2 separate regions of the Homo sapiens genome follow, and region 1 is linked to region 2. A link is a contact called in ENCODE Hi-C or POLR2A ChIA-PET data. All regions are on one chromosome and are shown on one strand. The core of a region is the stretch at or near the end of the contact, and the rest is flanking DNA. Distances in the headings are between cores, read along the strand shown.

Region 1 (4,160 bases), core at 917-3,416, 400 kb after region 2:
GCAGCTTCCACTTCCTGGGCTCAAGTGATCTTCCTGCCTCAGCCTCTGGAGTAGCTGGGACTAGAGGCGCATGCCACCACACCTGGCTAATTTTTTTTGTTTGTGTCTTTGTTTAGATGAGGTCTTGCTATTTTGGCCAGGCTGGTCTCAAACTCCTGGGCTCAAACAATCCTACTGCCTTGGCCTCCCAAAGTGTTGGGATTACAGGCGTGAGCCACTGCACCCAGCCTATAAGAATCTTTTGTACACCAAAGTTTTATTAACTTCTGTCCTATGACCTCCAATATACGTACACCAAGAACATAGTCTGAGTAATAAACTAAAGGATGGGAAATTTTACTAATGGTCTTCTAGGTATTACTGATGCTTGGATGGATGGAACTGAGGATCAGAACATCAACTTCTTTTTTTTTTTTTTGAGACAGAATCTCGCTCTGTGGCCCAGGCTTGAGTGCAGTGGCGTGATCTCGGCTCACTGCAAGCTCTGCCTCCCGGGTTCATGCCATTCTTCTGCCTCAGCCTCCCGAGTAGCTGGGACTACAGGAGCCTGCCGCTATGCCCGGCTAATTTTTTGTATTTTTTTAGTAGAGACAGGGTTTCACCGTGTTAGCCAGGATGGTCTCGATCTCCTGACCTCGTGATCCGCCTGCCTCAGCCTCCCAAAGTGCTGGGATTACAGGCATGAGCCACTGCGCCCGGCCCAGAACATCAGCTTCTTAAAGGAGGTGCCCATAGAAAGGGGTAGAAGGAGAGGGGAAGAAGAGATGAAGAAAGGGCATGCCCCAACCACATATACGGACCCTCAGCTCTCAGGCTCTCTGCTCTTGACCTTGGGTCTCTGATGTCATCCACCATGCTCTCCTGGGACCAGAAGCAAGCTAACCATGTGACTGGAAAGGCAGCAGTAATAGGGATAGTAGTGGTGATGTTTGCTAAGAGCAGTGGACCTTAAAATAAACACATCAAAGTATGCAGGATACACACAAAACTGAAACTGGAAAGGTCATCCCCTCCCGAAGAGGAACTGTATGAGTGGGGCAGAGGAGGGATGGAAGTTTACATAAACCTTTTTGTACCTTCTGAATTTTCTTCCTTTATTTTTCTTTCTTTCATTTCTCTCCCCTTCCTTCCTTCTTTCCTACCTACCTTCTTTCCTTCCTTCCTTCTTTCCTTCCTTCCTCCCTCCCTCCTTTCCTCCCTTCCTCCCTCCTTTCCTTCCTTCCTTCCTCTCTCTCTCTTTCTTTTCTTTCTTTCTTTCTTTTTTTTTTTTTGCGACAGGGTCTATCTCTGTCACCCAGGCAGGAGTGCAGAGGTACATTCTCAGCTCACTGTGGCTTCAACCTCCCAGGCTTAAGCAATCCTCCCACCCCAGCCTTCCAAGTAGCTGGGACTACAGGTGCATGCCACAAGACTTGGCTGATTTTTGTATTTTTGGTAGAGATGGGGTTTTGCCTTTTTGCCCAGGCTGGTGTCAAACTCCTGAGCTCAGGCATTCCTCCCGTCTTGGCTTCCCAAAGTGCTGGGATTATAGGCATGAGCCACAGTGCCCAGTCTGAATTTTCTACCATGTGATGTATAACCTATTTTAAATAAAAACATTCTCATTTGGAAAAAAGTAATGAAGCATGCCTAATATTTTTTCAGAATTGTTTTGTTTTCCATCTTGGCTGCCTCCAAATTTTGCTGACCAAGTGCAAAGCCCAGGTTTCTTAACAAGCCAAGGCTCTACGACCAGGGCACAACAATCCATACCTTGCTTGAAGGAAACAGCTGGAGGTCAAGAACTCTCACTACTACTGGAAATTCATGTGGCTGAGGGATGGAACAGAAGAGAGCTTTTGGATAAGGATAAAAGAAAAGGAAAAATGGTTTTGGTGACCCAGGGATCAGGAATGATGCCTCCCTGATACAGGTGGTAACAGAATGGCCAGAGAAGTGAGATGGAGAATTCCAACTGGTCAGCCCTCTGCTGGAAGTCACATCCATGAAAAGACAGTTATCTGAAAACCTATTCTTGCTTGGCTTACCATTTCATTGCCGAGAAACTGGAAACCTGTCCTGGGCCCAGGAGAACACTGTGCTCCGAATTCCTGGTGACATTTTAAGAACGGGGGATGCTATTCAGCCTGCCCAGTGATCTGGTGCTTCTAGTGTTGCACGGATGACACACCACAGGATTTCCTCAACTGCGCCCTGGCGTCCTGCTAGGATGTCTTTCTCATTTTTTCCATGGTACACACAGTCATTGCATCACAGTCCAAACGGACTGTCCAGCGATGCCTTTGTAAACATGAGTCACATGTGAAGTTAAAGGAATCTGTGTTCAGCCAGGGACAGCAGAGTTCCTAAGGCACATCGTCTTCACATAAGGGGTGCAGATTGATAAGGGTCATAGGACTTCCTGCTGAGATGCCCAAGCAGTGCTCCGGGACTCACTTTATGCAGCAGCCACTGAGGCCTCCATCCATAACACTCTTCTTCATCCCTATGAAGTTCTCCAGCTATCATATCAGAAAACATTACTATTTCCCCATTTTTCACCTTCTTGGGTGTCTCTCAGTTGGGTCCTGAATGTCACCCCCTGTCCAGCCTTGGTCATCCCAGCCCAAGCACAGGCACAAACCTCTTTCTTGCTTCCCCTTGAAAAATGAAGGTCACCTATATCAACCTCCCGAAACAACACATTCGACTGTCTCTGCCTGTTGAAATCCTGGTTAAGGTCCATCTCAGAAACTGCCTCTTCCCCGATTATCTCCACTGGCTATGAGCTCTCTAATCCCTGCACCAGAGAGTATTTGATCTGTTTCTCTCTCTCTTTTTTTTTTTTTTGAGATGGCGTTTCGCTCTGTCACCCAGGCTGGAGTGCAGCGGCGCGATCTTGGCTCACTGCAAGCTCTGCCTCCCGGGTTCATGCCATTCTCCTGCCTCAGCGTCCCAAGTAGCTGGGACTACAGGCGCCTGCCACTATGCCTGGCTAATTTTTTGTATTTTTAGTAGAGATGGGGTTTCACCGTGTTAGCCAGGATGGTCTCAATCTCCTGACCTTGTGATCTGCCTGCCTCGGCCTCCCAAAGTGCTGGGATTACAGGCTTGAGCCACCGCGCCTGGCCTGTTCTGTTTTCTTTTATGCTTCTCATCACATTTTGACTTGCATTGAGTTATCAATGTGTGTGCCCCTTTCAGAAAGATCTTCCTGAAGCCATTTAGGCTGTGACTATTATGTCTAAGCAAGATATGTGAAGGGCTATGTGCCCCTTACAAAAAAATTGCTTGCTTTTCTGCAGTGAGCAAGAAGGGTGATGTTGTATCTAAAGGTTCTTTGTCAAAGTCCTTCCAGAATTTTTCTTGCTAGCTTAATAATCAATCAGTAGATAGAAAAGAGATATAGATAGATGTAGAAAGATGTGTCCAGCAGTGTCCCAAATAAGGTATAACTAATCTGTGATTGGATATCACTGTGCACTCTAAATTTCTTGCCTATGTGTAACAAGTAAGTCAGGATGTCCCCCCCCCACCCACCAACCTCCACACCCAAGAGTCATCTAGTTGTGTTAGAAGGTCTGCAGGTGGGCAGTGGCTCATGCCTGTAATCCCAGTGCTTTGGGAGGTCGAGGTGGGAGGATTGCTTGAGGCCAGGAGTTTGAGACTAGCCTGGGTAACATAGTGAGACCCCATCTCTATTTATTTTTAAAGGAAGATCTACAGGTGAAGGGCACATTCTTTTGTTGTCCACCTGTATTGCTGAGTGAGCTAATTCCAAACCAGCTCTGGGGCCTATGACCTCCATATTTGAGCAGAAGAATTAAAAAGTCTGTAAAATCCCTCATTGAAATTATCAGGAAATAAAGGGAAGCTAAAACCCTCTTAGTGTCTCATGGTTTTGATTTCATTGCAATCTAGAATTGTATATAGTGCAGTATCAATCATGGGAAGCTGCCCCAGTGTTGTCAGCCTCTGTGACAGTATTTTATTCTCACACTGTAGGGTAAATGCATTGAGGCAACCTTCATATTTCTCTCAATCCTGCGCAATCTGCAGTAACCAGCTTTCTTTGATTACCTAGATAGGCTCAGGGGCCTCTCCCTCTGCATTATCTACTAGATTCTCACTTTAACACATTATATACAGTTGTTTAAGTCTGCTACTCCAACTGTTAACTG
Region 2 (3,718 bases), core at 111-2,610:
AATGACCCTAGAGCTTAAGACGCATCAAAAGAAACCAGCGTAGCCTACACAGAAACTCATATTTTAATAGAACATTTATAAAACACAGAGGGAATACATAATCCAGAACACATCTGAGCACAAAGACCTTAATTAACATAAGACCAAGAAGCTAAAAGTCAAGTATGACATGAACCTTGCCAAAAAAAAAAGCAAATTAAGACAAAAAGAAACTTCGAGCTATATAATTCAGAGCATGAAGAAAAAAGAACTGATGGGATTACTAAAAAAGACAGAAAAAAACTATCTCCTACGTTATTTTGGTCAAATCTATCAATACAAATAATCTTCGCATCTTAAAAATGTTTATAGCTTCTAACCTCAGAATTCAACTTTCAGACTTTATCCTTACTAAATAATGATAAATTTTGAAAAAGTTTTAAATATAAAGAAGCTCATCAGAGTATGATTCAGAACAGTGAAAAAAGTGATTACCTAAAAGGTCAACAACTGGGAAATGATTACGATTCACTCAATAAAATGTTATGCAACCATTAAAATCACTTCTTAAAAACAAAGACTATATAGTTTAAAAACTCACAATATCATATTAAGTTAGAAGTAAAATACAAAAAATACTTGTGCTGTGATTACATCTACTATATGGTGGGAGGAAAAGAAAATGTACTAAGAAGTTAGTGGCTGTATTTGGGTGGTAAAATTTTGTTTTTCCTTTCACTTTTTTCTGTATTTTCCAGACTGCCTTTAATAAGCACTAATTCTTTTATAATAAAAAGGACATTAAAATATTTCTTCAAGTAACTCTATCAGATGAAATATTAAAGAGCTTTGAAGCTCAAAAATATGAGGACATGGGAAGTGAGACTACAGCTGCTTCAAAAAGTCCAGTCTTGCTGGACCAGACCAATTAACCCTGGGAATTCAAAGAATTTGAGATCTGATTGCAGAGCATAGAAAAAAATCTGAGTACAATAATAGTACACTTATATAACACTCCTATGTGCCAGGCCCTATTCTAATGCTTTATGTATACTAACTCATTTGATCCTCATAACCCCACAAAATAATATTATTATGATCCTCATTTTACACATGAAAGAAACCCAGATTTCAGAGAAGTGACTTGCCCAAGGCCACAGCCAATAAATGACAGAGGCAGGATTAGAACCCAGGAATCTGGCTCCAGAGTGCACTTTTCTAATCTTAAGGAGAAAGAAGCATGGTGCTAGAATACTAAAGATAAGCAAAAGCTGCTCAGATTTTCACAAGGGAAAATAAAAACAGTCAATTTAGACAACTACAACTTGTTGAAATTAAAAAAAAATCCACAGTAAATGGATAGTCTTCAGAGGTACGTCAGTTAGCCCCACCCTATTAAACATTACGTCAGTCACTTAGATGAAAGACTAGAGGCACAATAACAGAAAAAACTGATTTTACACAAATCAGTTATACAAAACTGAGTTGTCAATAAATATTGAGATAATCTATCATGATTCAAAAAGATATCCTGAAGCCAGAACAATGGGCTAATCCAAACAAGATTAAACTATATGAAAAGAAATGCAAAGTTCTGCTTCGAGATTCAAAACTCAACTGTACAAGTATGGAATGGAAAGAGAACATCTGAACCACTTTTCAGTTCAGTATGAGTCAGCCTATGACTAGTAGAAGCACTTATTTCTAAAAGTACAATACTCGTATCAGGGAAAGTGATTGTTTCAATTAATTTTGCGCTACCAAACCACACAACAAAATTCAGCCTGGGAAAGGAAATAGAAATCACAACATGATAATATAAATGTAGCTAGGGGAAAAAGAAAAAAAAAGTTTTGCTCAGAAAAGAGAAGGAAATATCAAGATTTTGTAGCTATCTTCAAATAATTTTTAAAATGTCATCTGGGAGAGGCATAAGACTTGATTTTCTGTGGTTCTGAGAGCAGAAATACGTGGGAATTAGGAAATAACACAGCTCAGTAAAAGGACAGGTTTTTCCAATAAACTATAGCTATCTACAAATGGAATAATCATTACTAAAAGTGTTTGAGCAAACGTTGAACAGAGATGACAAAGTAAGTACTACCCTTAGTAAGAAGCTGAACTGGAGGTCACAATTTATACAGTACCTCCAAGAAGTTTTTGTTTCTTATCTGTATGCATAAGGAATTAGTATCATTTGCAAGGAGAGAAAAAATAAGAGACTGCATACTTCAGATTTTTTAAGAGAAATTTATTGTCTAACAAGAAGCATGTATTTTCATCTATCAACCTGAAACTCACAGATTACCTCATTCCAGTTTAAAATAACCATTTTAAAATATACTCCCCAATTCTACTTTTAGGAGTGTTTTACAGAAGCACACTGTGCAGACACATATAAAAATATTCACTTGCCATTTACAATATAAAAAATTGAGAACTTAAATATCATTTTATAGTGAACTGTTTAAATAATGCTATCTCCAAAAATTGAGTAATTAGTCAGACTTTCAACAGTATGATGAACATCAATATACAGTGCTACAGTGTCAATTTATTCGTGTGTAAATTTATAATGGTGAAAATATACTCAACAAAAAATGTTTTAAAATATTATCTCTAGATGGCAGATTTCAAGGAGTAATCTGCTTCTTTATGTTTTATTACAGGTGCTCAATTTTCTACTAAGGTTATGTAGTATCTTTATAAACAGAAAAAGAAGTATTTTTAACCTTTAGGAAATTCTTTTGGCTTCTGGATTTTTTCCAGTATTTTGAAGTGTTTCCTCAGAAAAGATTCGCAGAAGTAATATTAGTTCAAGAGGTAAGGCCATTTATAAAAACACTTTAGAGTTTATATTAAGCCCATTATGATTATACAATTACCAATGGTTAAAAATGTTTATCAAAGTATTCTAATACAAATTCAGAGCTAAGAAAATCTGTTGAAAACATTTTCTAAAAGGCATGGTGGGGGAGGGGGAGAAAAAAGATTTATACTGTAGCAGTATTAAAAAGAAAAAAGTGGCCAGGGCAGTGGCTCACACCTGTAATCCTTGCACTTTGGGAGGCTGAGGCGGGCAGATCACATGAAGTCAGGAGTTCGAGACCAGCCTGGCCAATGTGGTGAAACCCCTTCTCTACTAAAAATACAAAAATTAACCAGGTATGGTAGCATGTGCCTGTAATCCCAGCTACTTGGGAGGCTGAGGCAGGAGAATCGCTTGAACCCAGGAGGTGGAGGTTACAGTGAGCCGAGATTGCACCATTGCACTCCAGCCTGGGCAGCAAGAGCAAAACTCCATCTCAAAAAAAAAAAAAAGAAAGACGTATATCTCTAAGTGCTAATAAGGAAAGATGGCCACAGTACAATGATAAATGAAAAGAGCAAGGTACAGAGCTATATGTATGTTATCTCATCTTTGTTTTAAAAAACAAAAAACAAAAACCTTCTACTTTATATGTTCACATGGACAAAGAAATGAATTTAGGAGCCTTTACATCAAGCAGTTAATAGTAACATCTGAATAGTGGGAATAGTGGTAGAGAAAAGGGATAATTCGGCCGGGCGCGGTGGCTCATGCCTGTAATCCCAGCACTTTGGGAGACCAAGATGGGCAGATCATGAGGTCAGGAGTTCAAGACTAGCCTAGCCAACATGGTGAAACCCCGTCTCTACTAAAAATACAAAAATTAGCTGGGCATGGTGGCAGATGCCTGTAGTCCCAGCCACTCGGGAG

The links. Hi-C counts contacts between places; a loop is a spot of excess contacts on that map. ChIA-PET counts read pairs that join two places held with the same protein, here RNA polymerase II (POLR2A).
Region 1: a map of gastrocnemius medialis shows a loop between it and region 2 (5-fold over the local background). The contact joins two enhancer-like sites. A Hi-C loop is called at or near these places in 1 of 168 maps with a recorded cell type or tissue (gastrocnemius medialis). POLR2A ChIA-PET finds 5 or more read pairs at or near these places in 2 of 52 experiments (OCI-LY7 and activated T-cell).

Annotation. Positions count from the first base shown.
Region 1 is chr9:109,505,350-109,509,509 of GRCh38, forward strand. It overlaps a transcript of PTPN3 not described here. Among named protein-coding and RNA genes, the nearest start is that of MIR3927, 4.1 kb to the right of the region's middle. Within about 2 kb of position 2,167, at least 3 of the 41 ENCODE cell types and tissues checked have a DNase peak (open chromatin) inside an H3K27ac peak, as active enhancers do.
Region 2 is chr9:109,109,256-109,112,973 of GRCh38, forward strand. The region is part of intron 1 of TMEM245 (transmembrane protein 245); the gene reads right to left. Among named protein-coding and RNA genes, the nearest start is that of TMEM245, 8.8 kb to the right of the region's middle. Within about 2 kb of position 1,361, at least 7 of the 41 ENCODE cell types and tissues checked have a DNase peak (open chromatin) inside an H3K27ac peak, as active enhancers do.